6 separate regions of the Homo sapiens genome follow, and all the other regions are linked to region 1. Evidence: chromatin contacts called from ENCODE Hi-C or POLR2A ChIA-PET data. All regions are on one chromosome and are shown on one strand. Each heading gives the region's core, a stretch centred on a gene start or an enhancer-like site at or near the end of the contact. The rest is flanking DNA. Distances are from core to core; before and after follow the strand shown. Region 1 has its middle 89 kb from the start of ARID1B. Region 2 overlaps ARID1B (AT-rich interaction domain 1B). Region 3 overlaps ARID1B (AT-rich interaction domain 1B). Region 4 overlaps ARID1B (AT-rich interaction domain 1B). Region 5 overlaps ARID1B (AT-rich interaction domain 1B). Region 6 overlaps ARID1B (AT-rich interaction domain 1B).

Evidence for each region. A loop is a pair of places that touch in the nucleus more often than their neighbours do. ChIA-PET counts read pairs that join two places held with the same protein, here RNA polymerase II (POLR2A). Pooled maps may share reads with other maps.
Region 2: a loop to region 1 is called in a map of ascending aorta, with 2.5 times the contacts of the local background. The contact joins two enhancer-like sites. A Hi-C loop is called at or near these places in 17 of 168 maps with a recorded cell type or tissue (CD8-positive, alpha-beta T cell, ascending aorta, cardiac septum and 13 more), 2 of 37 single-sample maps with no recorded cell type and 29 of 50 pooled maps.
Region 3: a loop to region 1 is called in a pooled map, with 4 times the contacts of the local background. The contact joins two enhancer-like sites. A Hi-C loop is called at or near these places in 2 of 37 single-sample maps with no recorded cell type and 6 of 50 pooled maps.
Region 4: a loop to region 1 is called in a pooled map, with 4 times the contacts of the local background. The contact joins two enhancer-like sites. A Hi-C loop is called at or near these places in 20 of 37 single-sample maps with no recorded cell type and 9 of 50 pooled maps. POLR2A ChIA-PET finds 5 or more read pairs at or near these places in 2 of 52 experiments (activated CD4-positive, alpha-beta memory T cell and naive thymus-derived CD8-positive, alpha-beta T cell).
Region 5: a map of GM12878 shows a loop between it and region 1 (1.8-fold over the local background). The contact joins two enhancer-like sites. A Hi-C loop is called at or near these places in 1 of 168 maps with a recorded cell type or tissue (GM12878), 15 of 37 single-sample maps with no recorded cell type and 11 of 50 pooled maps.
Region 6: a map of mammary epithelial cell shows a loop between it and region 1 (11-fold over the local background). The contact joins two enhancer-like sites. A Hi-C loop is called at or near these places in 26 of 168 maps with a recorded cell type or tissue (CD14-positive monocyte, CD4-positive, alpha-beta memory T cell, CD8-positive, alpha-beta T cell and 16 more) and 29 of 50 pooled maps. POLR2A ChIA-PET finds 5 or more read pairs at or near these places in 4 of 52 experiments (AG04449, MCF 10A, T-cell and 1 more).

Annotation. Positions count from the first base shown.
Region 1 is chr6:156,687,169-156,690,280 of GRCh38, forward strand. No RefSeq gene overlaps it. Among named protein-coding and RNA genes, the nearest start is that of ARID1B, 89 kb to the right of the region's middle. RefSeq lists an enhancer at 1-694 and a silencer at 48-357. Within about 2 kb of position 1,648, at least 8 of the 41 ENCODE cell types and tissues checked have a DNase peak (open chromatin) inside an H3K27ac peak, as active enhancers do; they include ascending aorta, where a contact is called at or near this core.
Region 2 is chr6:157,182,913-157,186,024 of GRCh38, forward strand. It overlaps ARID1B (AT-rich interaction domain 1B), which reads left to right. Exons shown (of 20, transcript NM_001374828.1): 13 at 1,319-1,523. Among named protein-coding and RNA genes, the nearest start is that of TMEM242, 140 kb to the right of the region's middle. RefSeq lists a silencer at 783-1,077 and an enhancer at 3,030-3,112. Within about 2 kb of position 1,484, at least 10 of the 41 ENCODE cell types and tissues checked have a DNase peak (open chromatin) inside an H3K27ac peak, as active enhancers do; they include ascending aorta, where a contact is called at or near this core.
Region 3 is chr6:157,098,714-157,101,825 of GRCh38, forward strand. The region is part of intron 5 of ARID1B (AT-rich interaction domain 1B); the gene reads left to right. Among named protein-coding and RNA genes, the nearest start is that of TMEM242, 220 kb to the right of the region's middle. Within about 2 kb of position 1,623, at least 5 of the 41 ENCODE cell types and tissues checked have a DNase peak (open chromatin) inside an H3K27ac peak, as active enhancers do.
Region 4 is chr6:157,053,047-157,056,158 of GRCh38, forward strand. The region is part of intron 4 of ARID1B (AT-rich interaction domain 1B); the gene reads left to right. Among named protein-coding and RNA genes, the nearest start is that of TMEM242, 270 kb to the right of the region's middle. RefSeq lists a silencer at 2,495-2,695. Within about 2 kb of position 1,550, at least 4 of the 41 ENCODE cell types and tissues checked have a DNase peak (open chromatin) inside an H3K27ac peak, as active enhancers do.
Region 5 is chr6:156,975,100-156,978,211 of GRCh38, forward strand. All of the region lies in intron 4 of ARID1B (AT-rich interaction domain 1B), which reads left to right. Among named protein-coding and RNA genes, the nearest start is that of MIR4466, 200 kb to the left of the region's middle. Within about 2 kb of position 1,557, at least 6 of the 41 ENCODE cell types and tissues checked have a DNase peak (open chromatin) inside an H3K27ac peak, as active enhancers do.
Region 6 is chr6:156,952,212-156,955,323 of GRCh38, forward strand. The region is part of intron 4 of ARID1B (AT-rich interaction domain 1B); the gene reads left to right. Among named protein-coding and RNA genes, the nearest start is that of MIR4466, 170 kb to the left of the region's middle. Within about 2 kb of position 1,545, at least 9 of the 41 ENCODE cell types and tissues checked have a DNase peak (open chromatin) inside an H3K27ac peak, as active enhancers do.

The DNA of each region.
Region 1 (3,112 bases), core at 398-2,897:
AGGCTTATTTGTGTGGCACGATCTTTACTGGGGCGGAAAACACGCGGCGGGGGAGGAGCGGGCACAGACGCAGCCGGGCGGGGAGAGCCAGGAATGTTCCTCCCGGCGTGGGGAGAGGAGAGGACACGGGCAGAGAAAATAGTCCCCGCCCGGCGCGGGGCGCGCGGGGTCCGGGTCCCGGGCGGCTCCGGGTGGCGCGGCGGCGCGAGGGTTCCGGCCGCGCGGAGTCGGGGCGCAGGGAGCCTCAGACGCCGCGGGCGCGCGTGCGCGGTGCGGCCCCCACGCCCCGGCCGCGGCGGCCTCGGCGGCGCCAGCCTCCGGCTCGGCGAGCGCGGCGGCGGGCGGGCCGCAAAACCTGGGCCGGAGCCGGGCGCGGAGCGGGCGGCGCCGCGGAGTTTGGGCGGCAGCGCGGCCCGGCGAGGAGCTGGAGAAGCCGGCGGCAGGGGGACGCGCACGCCGAAGAAAAGCCCCTCTCCCGCGTCCCTCACTCGCTCCTGGAGGCCGAAGAGCGGGGCTCGCGATGCCGGTGCAAGATTCCCAATCAGGCCTGGGAGGAAATGGATGCAATTAGGGCACACCCCCGTCCCGCAGTTGCCAGGAGCCTGAAGATCTATGACCGACTTAAGCCATTTCTGGAAAAGTCATATTTTCCAGGCTTTCGTGAAATACTCATTGCTCCTATTCTAAATCTGGAGGCGAATGTGCATCTATTTCAGGGGGAATGAAAGATGTGAAAAGTAGACTGGGCTCCGGGAAATGTGGGTAATGGGACTGGACCTGCGCCTGGGGTCCGCCCACCCGTCATCTCCCGGGAGCCCCCCGACGTGTGCCATTAAGCATAAGGCGCGTTAAGCGCTGCCACAAAGTCCCGAAAAGGCGAATTAAAAAGGATCACTTCTCCCTCAGGATCTTGATTTTTACTAAGGGAAAACGTGCGTTAAAGAAAAGCCAGCGAGCGCTGGCGTGGCCCTGTCATTATCTTGGCGTCTCTGCTGACCTCCATTTCAGCCTGGACTACACTGGGTTCCAGTTCTGTTTTCCTATTTCCCCGGACTCCTAGAGGGTGGATACCAAGGCTGATTGTTGTCTGTTCTGCCCCAGCCCTCCAGGGTACACCATAGGTGCTCAGTAGATGACTCCTGAGTATATATTGGAGGTGATAGTAAAATGCTACCAAGCACAGAGGAAAGAACAGTTAAAGGGTCAGACGGTGCTTTGTGAAAGGCCAGGCATTTGAGCTGGATTCTGAAGACCAACTCTAGATGACAGTAAAGGCCACTCCAGGTTGAGGGAACAACATGAGCAAAGCAGGGAACCTACAATGAGTAGGAAAGTGATGAATCTGCATAGGGGGTTACTCAGGGGGCATAGAAAAGGAAGCCAGGAAGCCACTGAATACCTTGCCACACAGGTAACAGCCAGGAAAAGCACAAAACATGCTGTTCAGTGGTTCTGGAATATGGGCATGCAAATATATAATAAAATAAGCAATGTGGATATACAAAAACAAAAGTAAAAAGAAAAACAGGACAGTTTATTGGGGAATTTCAGAAAAAGTACATGAAACAAAAAAGAAATGTCAAGGAAAATCCCTGGCCTGAAACTCCCAGAACAAAACATTTAATACCATTTGTGGGGGCTCTTTATGAAAGAGGGAGAAAGAAAAGAGGTAACAAAGAGGAACTAGTGTTTTGATTAAAGATCTTTGACCATAACAATGCGAAAGCATAAGGTCTCTTATCATAAGAGACCTGTGTCTTATCCTGTATCATAAGACACAGGAGATTTTAGACATCACTGTTAAGAAAGAGCTGGAACTCAGAATTAACAAGAGAAGAGGGAGAGATTAAACAGAAGATAAATGTGGATCATCAAGGAATTTTAAATTGTAGCACAGTCACTCAATAGAGTATTATGCAGTCATTAAAACTGCAGTGTATTTATTGGAAGGATGTTCACAACCTATTGTTATGTGAAGAAACAAGTTACAGATGAGCAGATCTGGAGGGACATACTTAAAATGTTAGCAGCGGCTCTCTCTTGATGTTTTGATTGTTAGTGATTTTTCGCTTTCTCCTTCATGCCTGTATTACCTGAATTTTTACAATGAGCAATTAATAAAACAATAAATGAACACAAGATTAAGCAAAGTTTTAATCTTGTGAAAATGTATGTGAGTTTTCTGTTGTGAAACTGAAATGATGTCTGTGGCATTGGAAATCCTCAAGGCAAAGAAGGAAAGAAGAGAGCCTCCCGAGTCATACTAATCAGAGGCCTGCACACGTGCTATTTGGTACTCTCTGTACCATCTGGCTCAAGCTACTTCAAGACCTGTCTGGGCCTCAGCAACCTGATCTCGAAATGAAGGGAATATTAGCATCTACCTAACAAGTGGCTATGAAGACCAGAAATGATATCTGTAAAACGCTTAGTGCTCAGACCCCACGAGGCGCCCAGGGCTCCGTGAGTGGAAGCTCTCATAGGAGCAAAGAGCATAGGCTTTAGAAAATGCCTTTCTTCTGGGATCCTTCCTTTACCACTGTGGTGGTCATTAGAGCTGTCTGCAAAAATTCCTCCTCTCCCTTTGAGATAATAAGAGTGTACTTCCTTGGCCCTCTGAAGTTACAGGTACCATGTGACAGCCTCTGGCCAACAAAATAAACAGAAGTAACATGTGCCAGCATTGAGCACTTTGCGGTCTTCTCCTTTTCCACTTGCATGACAACCAGCAGTGTCCTGGTAGTGTCTGCCGAGGTCCTAGATTGAGGAAGAAGCCTCCAGAGACCTTGGTAGACATTTAGCAGGAGGGAGGAATAAATCTTTGATATTGTAAGCCACTAAGATTTGGGAGCTCTTTGTTATCAAAGCTCAGTTTAAGTCACCCTGACTGACACAGCTACTTACTAGTTTCGTGACCTTGAGAAAGTGACCTACCTGCTCCAGTTTGCCATCTATTCCCCTGAAAATCTAGGTGTTAGCATTCCTACTCCATAGGGTTGGAGGGCAAAATGAGCTCCATATCCAAAGTGCTTGGCACATCCTGGCACCTGTTAAGTATACATGGAATGACAGGAACTGTTACCATTTAACACGCTGGCTTCTCTCCCCATCT
Region 2 (3,112 bases), core at 234-2,733, 500 kb after region 1:
AGAATCACCAAGACTGCTCAAACGATTAGATTTTATCAGCCAGCACAGAGTAGATAGTGTCTGGCTACTTCCTTACTGTGACTGTGTCCACAGTATATATAACCAGGCTGGGTCTGTCATGAGACTCTCCGCGGGCTTATAATGAGGGTTGCTGGAATGTAGCTGGGTTGCATCTTTGTCCCCACCCCATCATGCTGTGTACCTTGTGGGCATCAGATGTGGTTGGGAGCAGGTGCTGCCACCACACAAAGCTCAGCTCCCAGCCTTCCTTCTTAGGTCACACTGAGCAGCGCCCAGCTTGCCATTTCTGAAGTAACCTGAAGACCCACAGTTTGCAGCCCTGCATTCAGTGCCAAAAGAGGGCGGTGGGCATCTCCGGGAGCATCCACAATTTATTATACACCACCGAGTACTAAGTAAATGGACAGAAGAGCCGTGTGAGAAAGTTTGAACCCAGAAATTTAATATTTCATTAAAAACCACTGTCCCCTTACCTCCTCCCTTGCCACACAACGCAGGAGACATCAAAAGGCAAAACCTTCCCCAAGTTATTTGCAAATCCTCATGTTTCATCCATGTGTTTAACCGTTTAACCTTTCATAACCTGTTCCCAAGTGGGAATCAAAAGGTTAAAATAATGCCTCGGATCTTGACGTCACATTTCAGGAGTTCTCTTTCTTTCTCCTCCTTTTGCGACTGTGTTGTCTCCAGCCCTTTAAGCCTCCTTGAGTAAGAGCACCGCACAGGAAGGTGTGCACCTGCCCCGTCAGCAGGGCTGGTGGCCAGTGGCATCGCATCATGCTTTTTAAGTTGGGGGCCGTTGGTCCAGGGGCTCATTTGCCTTTGCACGAGGTGCTGCTTTTGCTTTTGCCTGACACCCCAAGCAGTCTTGGGGTGAGGGGATGGGTACGGCCCAGAATCACAGGCCCACTTCTGAGGGCTTGCAGCTGCTGGAATGAGCACTTTCACATCAGTGCCCAAAAACCTAACTTGGAAAATAGTGCCGTTGTTGCTTTTTAAATGTTTTGAGATGCCCTTTTTCCTTAATTGGAGGTGCAGTGGGATGAGCGTGAGGCGTTGGGAGATGTGGCGGGCAGAAGGACCTCCGAGCAGTGCTTTTTCTGTTGCCATCAGCAGGTTCCCTAATGGTTTTATAACTGTAAATGCTGCCTATGCACTGCTGAGTGGGAGTAATGAGCATTAGTTAAAAGAGGCAAATGAAGAAAAGTCAACCAAGACATTAAGTGCTTTTTTTGTCTCCTGGCTTTAAACAAGCCACTTTGTTGCAAACCAATGATCCTGCCGTGTTTTTCACTAGGTTAATAAAAACAAGAAGTGGCGTGAGCTGGCAACCAACCTAAACGTTGGCACCTCAAGCAGTGCAGCGAGCTCCCTGAAAAAGCAGTATATTCAGTACCTGTTTGCCTTTGAGTGCAAGATCGAACGTGGGGAGGAGCCCCCGCCGGAAGTCTTCAGCACCGGGGACACCAAAAAGCAGCCCAAGCTCCAGCCGCCATCTCCTGGTAAGTGGCGGCGCTGCAGTCACTGGCCCAGGAAAGCCCAGGCGCCTGGCCTGGGAGGTTCCGGGAAGGTGGTTTCACAGTCAGGCCAACAGGGAACTTGGGACTTTTGAGAGGTGGGGGGTTCCTGTGTCGTTTTGTTTATTTAATTGGACGCCCACTGGCAGTGTTAAGGGATGAGAGAATTAAATCTGGGATATGGCCATTTCTGGTTGACACTTGGAAGGCACCCCTTCTTTTGCTTTACCTTAATCAAAACAGGCTTTCGAATTCTAAGCCATATACGTTTATTGCTTATACAAGTATTCAAAAAGATTCCATCTACCTCTACACAAAATAAAGATCCCCCAGTGGCCAGTTTGAATACATGTGCACTTCTAGGAAATGCCACCCTACAGGTTCGACAGCTCGAGCTCCCCCGCCCTCTTTCGGAAATCCTCAGATTTGAACTTTAGTAAAATGAAGCCTGGGCTTCGTTTCTAATGTCCCCTACCCAGCAAGTTCTCACTTCTAGGGAATTTAACAAGCTGTCGTGGTAAGGATCCACACGGCCTTGTTTTGGAAACAGGTGGTCTTTTGCAGCCTTGTTCTGGAAGTCAGGGGTCTTAGGAATGGGTGCAGCGCTGGCCACCAACACGCTCGCAGGCCGAGCCACATCAGTGACGCCTGCTGGCTCCCTTCCCTCTCCTCCCCACTGACAGAGACCCTCCCATTCCTTTCAGCTCCCCTGCCAGCCTTCGTTCTACCGTTTGGCTTTCAGATTTGAAATGACAAAATCATATATTCTGATAAATGCAATAGTAGAGAGGGGAAGAAATTGGCACCTTAGTGCTGGGTGGTGACCTTACTCCAGTAGATCCGACCATTCTCTTATCTGTGTCTGCCTCGCAGTCAGCGACCTTCAGCACATTAGCCTCACTGTTCCTGGTCCCTGTCTATGAGATGTGGCTGCACCCACCGCTCCTGTACACAGCTTGTTCTGAGCGTGGCTGGCAGCCCATGTTTCCTGAGCACTTCCAGTGTGCTGGGCCCTTTTCTAAGTGCTATCATTTCATTTTCACATCAGCCCTGTGACATTGATACTATTTTAAAATCCATGAGAAAATGAAGGTCTCGTGGAATCTAAGTACTTGCCCAAAGCCAACTAGCTGGGGAGTAGAAGGTCTTATCTGGGGCATCTGGTGCTACAGTATACACGATACCCACCAGACACCTCTGGCTGTATTGAAAATACCTTTGTAATATGTGAAATGTTTACACATAGAAGCCAGAGAAAGAGGTCATTTCATTTTTAATGATTTCCTCTAGCTGCTGTCTGGATGGCAAAGCTGATATCCAAGGTTGCTAATCAAGGGATCTCACATAAATACGTTTTAGGCCCAAAGTGCACTTGTAGTGAATATACCTAGAATTACATCTGTAGGCTCTAAAAACAAGTAGAAATCCTCGCTAACCTCATCCTTAAAGATTCAAAGGCTTTACCAACTCAGGTGTCCCTTAAAAACTGGGAAATCTAATTTTAAAAATCTCACAACATTACATCCAGTTCACAGAGTAAAACAAGCTGCCTGTGAACAGCTCTGAAACTATTT
Region 3 (3,112 bases), core at 373-2,872, 410 kb after region 1:
TAATGGCTGTTTTATCCACAAAGACACAGTTTTTATTCACCTCCCCAGAGTCGGTCCTGAGTGGAGTGGCAAGTGCAGTGGGACCCAGGCTGAGCTGTGCCAGCCGCCACCCTGAGAGTTGTGCCTCAGTCAAACCCAAAGCACATTATATTCCCACACCTTTCAGGCCACTTAGCAGTCATCCAGACTAAAAATGTCTCATTTTAATGCGGAGAATCCTCTGTATGTAAATGTTTTATGACTCCAGTTTATTTTTTTTATTTTTTTTGAGACGGAGTCTCGCTCTGTCACCCAGGCTGGGGCGCAGTGGCATGATCTCAGATCGCTGCAGCTTCCGCCTCTCAGGTTTAAGCAATTCTCCTGACTCAGCCTCCCAAGTAGCAGGGATTACAGGTGCCCACCACCACGCATTTTTGTAGAGACAGGGTTTTATCATGTTGGCCAGGCTAGTCTCGAACTCCTGACCTCAAGCAATCTGCCTGCCTTGGCTTCCTGAAGTGCTGGGATTACAAGCGTGAGCCATTGCGCTGGGCCAACTCCAGTTTATCTTTAATCAAAGCTGTGCTGACTTAAATAGTTAAGTCTAGAAGTCCGTGCATCACCATGTATCCTCTGACTTAACTTGTCCTTTGCCTTGCCAGAGACTTTTCAGTTTCTTTGCCCCAAGTTCTCTGTGGGAAGGTATCTCCCCAAAAGGGATCTCATGGGTATTAGTGATCAGACTATTAAACCAACTTGCAAGGGTCTGTCTTACCCTCGCACCTGTCACAGAGTTATGAGGAGGACCCATGCGAAAAACATTGTGTAGTTTTAGTATGTTTAATTAATAAAAGAAAAGTTCTGGTTTGAATCTATGATAGCAGGCTGGGTGAGTAACGTTTTATAAGTTGGTCTTTAAGGGCTTTTATGAGGACATAATTCACATAGACCACATCATACTCACTTCTGTTTTCTACCTGTTGGCTGATCGTCCTTTATAGCTAATCTATCTTCAAGCCTAGGAGTGAGGTTTAGAAAAAGACTTGGAACACTCAGACCACAGTAGGGAGGAGAGTTGAAAAGCTTAATCCGGCAGGTTTTTGACAGTGTATTAGTTTGTTTAGAATAAAGGTATATGGCCCTGTGAACGGTGCGTGGGAGCTGTCTTGTTCTCTCAAGTTCGGGAATTGGAAGTATCCTTATTCCCTTCATGGCTCGGGAGTATCCAAGTCAGATAGCCTCTGAAGTGCCCATTTATCTGTATTTTTAGGACCTAATGACACATGAATAGTCTGTAATATTTTGGATAAGGATTTAGGAAAGTCTAGCCCCGTTTTGAATGAACTTTCGAGCTGTATGACATGAAAAGGTTTATCTCTCAAAGCAGGGGCTTAACTCCTTCAAGGTGAGGACACCAAATTGCTGTGGTTCTGTGTTCTCAGTTGAAAGGTAGGGAAGAACATTACTTTCTGGTTTATACTGCTCTAATCTGAGATAGGATTTATTCACAATAAAGAATTGTGTTGACAGCCTGTTCACCAACATCTTCCCCACCCCTCTGCCCTGATACAGGACCTTTTGGTAAAGGGTGAGGTGATCTTATTAGAGACAGAGGCACACACACCCCATGCTGAACAATAGGAAGTGTTATAAGTTCACACCCACGCACTTCAGATAAACTGTTAACCGGAACCACTAAGCGGAAGCCTGAGCAGATTCTGTATTTCAGTAGTTTGCTTGGAGCATATCGAAGTTGGTGTCAGCCAGCCTGCTTCTTCATTCTGAGAATAAGTGGGATTTTTTTCCGTTCTTGAAGCAAGTGAAATAGAAAACACTGAACAGAAGGATGCTATGTCTAAATAACTTGTGGGTTTTCTAACTCATCTAAATAAATGCCTGAGACTAGGACATTTGTTGAATGTATGGATTATCAAAAATGTATTTTTCATTTACACCATTAGGTATTATGCAGGTTTTTAAAGAAATGACCCATGAAATCCTTGTGCTGTGTTGCAGAGCTGTACCATCTTACCATACTCTAGCTTCTTACTAACTGAGATAAGATGTACAGTGATTTCCACAGATGCGGAGTCTACCATGCAACCAACCAATGCTGTCTCTTAACAAAATTATATTGTCATTTATCATGGTGGAAGGAAAGATCCTGACCAGTTCTTCATGTTGCAGAAATTAAAGGAGCAACTAAATACAACCCATAGTAAGAAGTTATAGTGTAATTACTAGTGGGTTTGGCAGAATATAAGAAATGCATCCTCCAGAAGATCGGTAAAGTCAGATGGTGGCAGGTGAGACCCGTATTCTACTTTAAAGATTTGAAAGAGAGCCGATTTCCATGAGGCTGTACTAGAATAAAGCAACCCAGTGTTTTAATTTTGGATGCAGCAGCAGAATTGCACAGTCAGTGGGAAGCACAAGATGAACACGATCATAGTAGTAATGTATCAGTATTTGGTTGCTACAATGTGTTCTTTTAATTTCTCACTAAAGTTAATGACACCACCAAGAATTCTTGATGAGTAGAAGAATTAATTCAATTGCTAATTGCTGAAAACCATGAACTATGTATTGATTTTGTAGCACCATCCCATGGGAGTAACTTGATCATGATAGAGTTATTTGCAAAGTGACTGGAAGCATTCCTCATTTCTTCTCAGAATTCAACAAGAACCACAACCAGTTTAATTCACACGGACCTAAGAATAGGTCTGTCTTACCCTTGCCACTGTCACAGAGTTTATGAAGAGGGCCCAAGTACTTGCCACTAAACACCTCATGATCTCCATGTATTGAGGATGATTGGCCAAGAAAATTATCCAAATTTCCATGGTTTCACATGTCTTTTCACATTAATTATAAAAAGCCAATCTTCTTGAATTACTAATCGAAGAATATAATTTAGGACATTGCCCTCTATATAGTGAGTACTCTTTTTTTTTTTTAACCTCATTTGGTACATTCAAGCTATCTCTAATTTACCTGCGAACTTGTAAGACAAATAAATGTATATTCTAGACAGTGCTCTCTCTTTAGCTCCTTCTTTCTTCACTTTTGCCCAGAGTCAGCTAACGTAGGAAAATTGGAAGGATAGAATGGATCTGAGGCATTAAAACCG
Region 4 (3,112 bases), core at 300-2,799, 370 kb after region 1:
CAACAGTGCAAAATATCATGAAGAATTATTTTATTGATTGATTGATTGATTGATTTAGGGACGGAGTCTCACTCTGTAGCCCAAGCTGGAGTGCAGTGGCATGATCTCGGCTCACTGCAACCTCTGCCTCCAGGGCTCCAGCAATTCTCGTGCCTCAGCCTCCCGAGTAGCTGGGATTACAGGCGCCTACCGCTATGCCTGGCTAATTTTTTGTATTTTTAGTAAAGACATGGTTTCACCGTGTTGCCAGGGTGGTCTTGAACTCCTGAGCTCAGGCAATCTGCCCACCTCAGCCTCCCAAAGTTCTGGGATTACAGGTGTGAGCCACCACCCCTGGCCTATCATGCAGAATTTAAGCTAGCTATTCTGAAGATAGCAATAGCCCTTTGGGGGATGTGCTGTCTTGACTGGTTTCTCTTGTCAATAGTATAAACAGAGCAGTATATAAAACTATTAACTTTTCTACATCTTTTTAATACAAGTAGTTTATAATTTCAGCTTCCTACTAGGCAATTATTCAATCCTGCAACTTTATTCCTGAATTTTGGCTATAATTATTATCACTTGAATGTAGAAATGATTCCCTCTTTAAGGACCTTAGTTTGAGTGGGGTTTGCTTTGTTTTATGAGATTAGGAAAAGAATCATGTCTGTGGCTTTTTGTTGCTTACGTGTATAATATCAAGCCTTTCTATAAGTTTGATTTATTATGATAGCATGAAATTTTTCTTCTATGAAAGTGGATGAGCTGGGCACTGTGGTTCACGCCTGTAATCCCAGCACTTTGGGAGGCCGAGGCAGGTGGATCACCTGAGGTCAGGAGTTCAAGACCAGCCTGGCCAACATGGTGAAACCCCGTCTCTACTAAAATACAAAAAAATAAAAATAAAAACATTAGGCCGGGCACAGGGGCTCATGCCTGTAATCCCAGCACTTTGGGAGGCTGAGATGGGTGGATCACCTGAGGTCGGGAGTTCGAGACCAGCCTGACCAACATGGAGAAACCCCGTCTCTACTAAAAATACAAAATTAGCCAGGCCTGGTGGTGCGTGCCTGTAATCCCAGCTATTCGGAAGGCTGAGGCAGAAGAATCGCTTGAACCCGGGAGGCGGAGGTTGCAGTGAGCCAAGATTGTGCCATTGCACTCCAGCCTGGGCCACAGAGCAAGACTCTGTCTCAAAAAAAAGAAGGTGGATGGCCAGGAGCTGTGTGATTCTTTGCCTTAGATTAGGTTTTTCCCCTTGGAAATGCTGTGTCTTAAAACTGAGATTTGTAACACAAGGCAGCATCAAACTATCTTCAATTTCCTTAGCATCTTTTAATGTTCTTACTGCCCAATTAAATATTTGGTTTTTAAAATGGTAGTGAGTTATAGTTTTTTGAAATAATGTGTTTGTATTATTTTATAATAAACATGTAAATCTGGTGATAGGATTCAGAGCTACAAGGGACATGAGAAATTATGTAATCTATTGCCCCTGTGTTATAAAAGTAGGAAGTGAGGCTCATGGAAGGACTAGTAACCACCTAGACCTCACATCTCCTCACTTCCTATCTGGGGCTTTTTGTTCTATGTCTGAGGAAGTGGTTCTTACCTAAAGAGCAAGGTTTGTGGAAATAGTTGTTCACATTGAGCTGTGAAAGGCAAAAGAACCACAGCCTAGGCCTACTTACTAGATGTCACTGTTACAGGGGTGATTGTCAGATTGGTTAAAGCAGAAATCTTTGAAAATGATGCAATCATTATACATTTTATTTTAGCATAAAACACATAAATGTCTATTCACGTGTACCTCCCTCCTGTCCATGGTTCACCGCTGTCTCAGCCGTACCTCATTCTGCAGCAGCGTTTCACTAGCTCACTCATCCCCAGTGGTGGGTCTCTTTTCACATGGATACATCACCTGGTTCCATTTTCCATTCAGTTTAGAACTGGAGTAACTTGTAGCATAAACCTGCAGAGGAGGGAACAGAACTCACCACTGGGAAGCATCCTCCTCAGCTGGCATCAGCCGGGAAGTAGGGGGGCTTTCCAGAGAGGAGCCACCTCACCACTGAAGCCAGCAGATACCTCAGGTGGAGCTTAGTGCCTGCTGTGTGGATAAGGGGACCATTTGCATTGGTTTCCCTTTGGAAATGATGAGTGATTATCTTTCCTTCTACTTCAAGCCAGATCTCCAATAATATGCTGCTATAGAAAAGATACAGATCATTAATTGGTTAACTAGACAATAATCATTAGTTTACCCATCTTATTTTTATGCCTTTGATTTTCCTTTCCAGTAACATAATCTTTTTTTGTTTCTGTCTTTGTCGTTTAAATTCACCCGTAGAACTTGTACAAAGTACTCTTTAGAAGTAGCTGCTCAAAATTTTTGCTTTAAAAAGAAAACACCCAAATATCACCTTAAATTTCAAACCTTTACTGCTCACTGTAGTAACTGCTCTCTAGTCCTTAAATTTGATTATAATATTCTTGATAACAATAGAAAGCTAACTTTAACAAAAAGGAAAATTTGAAAATTCTTACAGATCTCCTCTGGTGAGATTTGAAAGGTAAGTGAGGTTTCAAATGTATTAATTTTCTGTTGCTGAGTAACACATTACCCCCAAATTCAGCAGTTTAAAACTATTCTTCCTGAGTATCTCACAATTTCTGTAGCCAAGAGTCCAATAACTGGGTCCTCTACTCAGGATCTCGTGAAGTTGAGATAAGGTATTGTCAGGGCTGTGGTCTCATCTGAGGTTTAGGGTTCTCTTCCAAGCTCACCCGTTGGCAGAATTTACTTCCCTGTGGCTGGAGTTCTAAGGTTCCCACCATCATGCCGCATGCTAACCCAGCACCCTTCTCAGTTTCTGGAGGTGACCTGCAGTTCCGTGCCTGTCTCCACAACATGGCAGCAGGCAGGAGATTTGCATTCAATCTCTCCCACCTCTTTTAAGGGATCACCTCTTTAGGTCAGACCCACCCAGGAATATCTCCTTTTATTAACACCAAAGTCAACTGATTAGGGACCTTAATTACATCTGCAAAATCCCTTCTACCCTATAAAGTGACATAATTGCAGAAGTGTTACCTGTCATCTCCACACCGCCCCCACCTCATACTTAGG
Region 5 (3,112 bases), core at 307-2,806, 290 kb after region 1:
CTGTTTTCCAAATGACTGAACCATTTTACATTCTTATAAGCGGTGTTCCTCTCCACACCTCACCAGCACTTATCTTTTGTCTTTTGCATCGTGGCCATTTTTGTGGATGTGACTGGGGTTTTAATTTGCATTTTCCTAGTAATCAATGATGTGCATCTTTTAATGTGTGCATTGGCCATTTATACACCCTTTTTGGTGAAATGTCTATTCAAATATTTTGCCCATTTTAAAATTGGAGGAGTTTTGTCTTGAGTTTTAAGGGTTCTTTATATATCATGGATATGCATCTTTTATCATATATATGATTTGCAGATATTTTCTCACAGGCTGTGGTTTATCTTTTCACTTGCTTAAAAGGTGTCTTTTGAAGCAAAAAAATACCTTTAATTTTGCTGAAGTCCAACTTTACCATTTTTAAAAATCACTTGTGCTTTTGGTGCGAAACTGCCTCATTTTCAAAAGACATTTTTTTCCACCGGATATAGAATTTTAGTTTGACTGTATTTTTTTTTTCTTTTTTTTTTTTTTTTTCAGTTCCTTAAAGATACTGGTCCACTGTCTTCTGGCTTTCATTGTTTTGGCAAGAAGTCTTTTTAATTTTATTGTTCTTGATGTAATGTGTTTTTTTCTGACTCCTTTTAAGATTTTTCTCCTCTTCCCCCCATCTTTCCATGCCACCACAGTGGTGCATGTCACGAGCGTCCATGTGAAGAGACCACCAGGCAAGCTTTACGTGAACAGTAAAGCTTTTTTATTTCACCTGGGTGCAGGCGGGCTGAGTCCGAAGAGTCAGCAAAGGGTGATGGGATTATCATTAGTTCTTATAGGTTTGTGATAGGCGGTGGAGTTGGGAGCAGTTTTTTTGTGGGCAGGGGGAGGATCTTACAAAGTACCTTCTCAAGGGTGGAGCGGGTGTATCGTACAAAGTACATTCACAAGGACGGGGGAATATCATAAAGTACATAAGCGCAAGGGCTGGGAGGGGGTGTATTGTCACAAAGTCAATTGATCAGTCAGGGTGGGGCAGGAACAAATCACAATGGTGGAATGGCATCAGTTAAGGCAGGAACTGGCTATTTTCACTTTTGTGAATCTTCAGTTGCTTCAGGCCATCTGGATGTATATGTGCAGGTCACAGGGGATATGACGGCTTAACTTGGGCTCAGAGGCCTGACAGTGCACACGGATGTCCTGGCTGACATTCTCAAGAGCATCAACAATGCCGAAAAGAGGCAAACGCTAGGTGCTTTTTAAGCTGTGCTCCAAGGTCATTGCCCGTTTCTCACTGTGATGATGCAGCACGGATTATGCGGGGTGGAGTTGGGGGGACTTCCTGGGCCGGGGGACTTTTGCAAGAGACCCCGGTGACTCAGGATTTTGAGTTCTTAACCAGTCGAGTGAAGGATTCAAAATTAACCACTCCAAGGGAGGATTGAAAAAAGAACCACTCTCAGTGGACAAAAAGAAAGAAAGGGGAGAGGGTAACACAGGGATATAAGCCCTAGTCACCCGAGCCAGCAACGGCAACCCTTCTGGGTCCCCTTCCACCACGTGGAAGCTTTCCTTTCACTTTGTTCAGTAAACTGCGCTGCTGCTCACTCTCCTGGTCCGTGGACTCTTTTTAAGCTGTAACACTCACCGTGAAGGTCCGCAGCTTCATTCATCAAAGTTAGCGAGACCACAAACCCATCGGCAGGAAAAACTCCTAACTCAGTTACATTGGCAAATTTGAAATCATTGATGATCACAGAGCTGGGAAAATTGTTGTGAACCTCACAGGCGGGCTAAACAAGTGTGGAGTGATCAGCCTCAGATTTGATGTGCAACTCAAAGATCTAGAAAAATGGCAGAATAATCTGCTTCCATCCTGCCAGTTTGGTTTCATTGCACTGACAACCTCGGCTGGCATCATGGACCATAAGGAAGCAAGATGAAAACACACAGCAGGGAAAATCCTGGAATTCTTTTTCTAGGGATGTAATACATATTTACAAAAAAAAAAAAAAAAAGATTTTTCTCTCTCCTTGGTTTTAAGAAATTTAATTATGATGGGACTGGTGTGGTTTTCTTTGTGTGTCTTTTGGTTGTGTTTTATTGACTTTCATATCTGTAGATTTACAGTTTTTATCAAATTTGGAAAAAATTCAAGTCAGTTTTTTTCTTCAGATATTTATCCTGTCTCCTCTTTTTTTTTTTTTTTAAACAGCAGCTCTAACTAAATATATATATTAGACCTACCCTGAAGTCTCTTTCTCTTTGTGTTTTATTTTTCCTTTGTGGGCTGTGTCTTCAATTTCAGGCTTATTCGTTTTCATTTAAAAATTACCATTAAATCTATCCAGTGAAAAAGTGAAAATGTATTTTTTACATGCATCATTAAAGTTTATAGCTTTAGAAGTTCAATTTGGGTTATTTGATTTGGTTTCCATATCTCTACCTTAAGATGCACATTTTTTCTATATTTTTTGAACATGTGGAATATAGTTACACTAATTTAATATTGTTGACTTTCAGTTCCATTGTCTTTGTTGTTCTGTGTACATTTCAATTGACTGATTTTTCTCTTCATTTGGGGTCTTTTGTTTTTGTTTGCTTTTGTTTTTGTTTGCTTCTTTGCTTTCTGGTAATTTTTATTGTGTGCCAGACATTGTGAATTTTACCTTGTTGATGACTGGGTATCTTTCTTTTTATTCCTATAAACATCCTTGAACTTTAGTCTGGGACCCAGGCATATTACTTGGAAACAGCTTGATCCTTTTGGGTCTTACTTTAAGCTTTGGGAGGTGGGACAGGGTAAGCAGGGTCTGCACTGATTCTGCCCACTTTTCGGGCAGATTCCTCCCAAGGGCTCTGCGTGGTTTTCCCTCTCTGGCGGGTGGGAGCAGGAACTCTTCTGTGTGAGCCCTGAGGATTCTTCTTCTAATCCTTTTGGGTGCTTCTTTCCCCATCCTCACGTGGTTTCTTCACACACACAGGCTGAACGTGACTCTGCCGAGTATGGGAGGGAAGACTGCCAATACCAGGAGCGTTCTTGTTGGGTGGCTTTCCCTGTCTCTTACGCTTCCCTGAAAACACCATCCTCTTATTGACCTCTGATTCCCAGCTCCATTTC
Region 6 (3,112 bases), core at 295-2,794, 260 kb after region 1:
AGATTGCTGATCCTTGGGTTTAAAGATGAGGGCTCAAGATTAATTGATGAGACTAGTGATGGTCTAAATTTTACAGAACATGCATGCCACTAATAGCTTAATAGTTAGGATGATAACAGTTTGTGAGTGAATTTATGTGCTTTATTTTTCTCGAACTTACTGACTTTGAATACGTTATAAAATTGGAGCTGTGCTCCTAAGGAGTAACATGGAACTCCATCATAGGTCCACCTCCAGCAAAAGGCTAGCAGGGGTGGTGGGGACACTGAGGCTGGCTTGATTTCCCATCCTGCCCCCCATGGTTGGTCGTGGGAAGAAGGTCGGGCTGCCGTGGCTCCTGTGCACTTTGGTTGCTGAGAGTGGTTGTGGGCAGCAGGCCGGTGAGCAGTGGGGGCAGGGATCTTGACACCAGCCCTTGTTGGACTCCACACCCTTCTGACCATTCATCCACCTTTGGGAGTGGGGAGCAGGGTCTGTTGAAAGAGGCAGCCGTGTCATGCTCCTGTTAGTAAGGGAACTAGACTTTTTTGAGCCTAAAACCATACAAGAGAATTCAACAGAAAGAGAATTTAATGTATATATTCATTCTTGTAAAACAATAATATTGTAGTAAAACTTACATCTGTGTGTTTGCTGGCCAGGCTAGTCATTTATGACTTTCTTCGAGTAAGCGAAAATCCTTGGAGTCTGGCAATTCTTCCTTGTAGGGAATCTTCAAGAAGACTTTAGCTCCAACTTTATTCTTTTGTATTTCATTACCTCTGGGAAAATTACTAGCTGGGCATTTTGTGGCATTCTCAACCTCAACTCTAGGGCTAGTGCTTTTAAAATCTGGTCAACTGCGTAATTGTGAAACAGTACTGTGTCAGCTTTATGCACTTATTATTATTTTTTTAAGACACAAAAACTTACAAATTGGCAAATTGTTTTTCAGTGTTTTCCCCTTCACAGGGCTTTAAAAATATCTTGAGTATGTTGGGGTTAGATTGGGTGGTTGGAAAGCAAAGCTCCAAGTGCTAGAATGGACGGCTGCCCTCTGCAGCTTCAACACAGGGATCCACTCAGCCCCCTTAGCTGACTACTGGTGCTTAAAACGGTTTTTGACAAACGCCAGAGTTTCACAAATATAGAAGTAGCAGTTATAGAGGTGGTTTTGCAAGTCCCTTGGAACATTCATGCAGGTCTGCAGTCACTCTTAATTTGAATGAGAAAGAAGATGGTAGAAACTATTTTTATTTTCTCCTGGGAGCAAGAGAAAAGGAAGGCTAGAACTCTGTACTATGTAATTTTAAAAAAAGAAAAAAATCGGACTCCATTGAGATTCTTTCTTGTTTACTTTTTGTTTTACTCTCTCTGTCTCCTAGTATGTTTGACTAATGTAAGTCTTCCCCCAGGAATATGAGAATATGTGGTACCGTCCGCCTCATAACCTTCCTGGATATTTTTATAATTTATCATCAGCTGACACTGCTTGGGTAGAATATTCTTACCACTCCCTCTGGCTGCTGGAAGTCTGAAATTACATCTTTGTCTTTGAAGTCAGGCATACTGTTAGCGTTGCTATGGTGACAGGGTGGGTAATGGCCTCCGCAGACAGGAGATTGGTATTTAGCGTTTAAACACTGCTGTACACAAGGCCTTGATTTTTAGAGTGGTTACTGAACTATCCCCTTTTAGTAAATGTTTAAAAATTACATTTTTACATGGTCTTACTAGATTAATAGTCATGGTTTATTTCATTTTAACTGCAAGGATAAAAGCATTATTCCATTAAATGGGCAGCTTTTTTTTCTCTTTTGGTTTATGCATTATTAACACAGGCTTTCCTGTTTTGCTTGTAACATTTTATAGGCTTTTTCAAACACGCAGTCAGATTTGCTCTGTTGCTCCTTTATTTTTTGGACTTAGCCCATTATCTGCTTGATCTTGGACAATTTCAGAGGAGACAAAGTTCTAAGGAACTAAGCTTTTAAAATATTAAAAATGAAGTTCTTTTTTTTTTTTAATGTATGAGTGATAATATTGATCAAGATGTCTCTTTGGTTTCAAGTTTCTAGTTAGCCCCTTTCCTGAACTATACCCTCACATGAGATAGTAAAGGAAGGACAGTTTATGGTTCTGGAGAACTGTTGGACATTTTGAAAATGCTTTAGTTGATGTAACTTTCGAAGCAATATGCTCTGACATAGTCAGCCTGTGTGGAATGAGGCCGTTTGCACACACATACATATGATTTTTTTTTATCTGTGAGTATTTTGTCTTTAGAATAAAGATGAATCTTAATAGTTTGTATGGTATATACAAGTCCCTGTCTACCTGATACATAAACTGCTACTAAAACATCATTTTTAATGTCTTGTGATACAGAATTTATTACTTTATGAGGTATTTTATTTGTGGTAATTTAAATTGTTTAGGAAGTTTTTCCTTACATTAGCTCGAACTGTTTTTTTTGTTTGTTTTTTTAAATCCTGGTTCTACTTCTGCCTTCTTAAACCACACAAGGTAAATCTAAATCCTTCTTCTATATGACGGCTGTTCACGTATTTGAAGATAGTTTTCATTTACTAGGATTTCTTCTGGGCTATTAATAGTTACTTTAACTATTTCCCCCACTGTGTGGTCTCAAGTTCCCCTGCACCCTATTCTTAATTCCTTAATGAGCTTCATTTTTGTATAAGCACCTCTAAATGTGATATCCACAACCAAAGGGCAGGCTCCAAAGGCATGGCTGGCGGAGGCCACCTGGCCCGCTTTGTGTTGGACCGTCACGCTGCCGTGTATCGGAGGCGTCAGGGTCTGCAGGGCTTTGCGGCAGCTGCAGCCCACTCTTGCCACTGTGATGGGAGCTGCTCTGAAGGATACGTCTCATCCATCCTGCACCTGAGCTCAAGTGCTCATCGACCCTTCCTGGCTGCTGTTGGACTGGGTCGGGGCTGTTGTTCAAGCTTGCTAACGTGTGTTAGGATCCTGAATCTGGCATCTGTTGTATTTAGTGTAATTCCTACCTTTGTGTCCCCTCTGAATTTGTATCTCATGATAGCTCTTAATACAGAAAGTTAAATAGGCTAAATCCAGAGCTTTCTGACATTCTGGTTATTGCCATTCAACC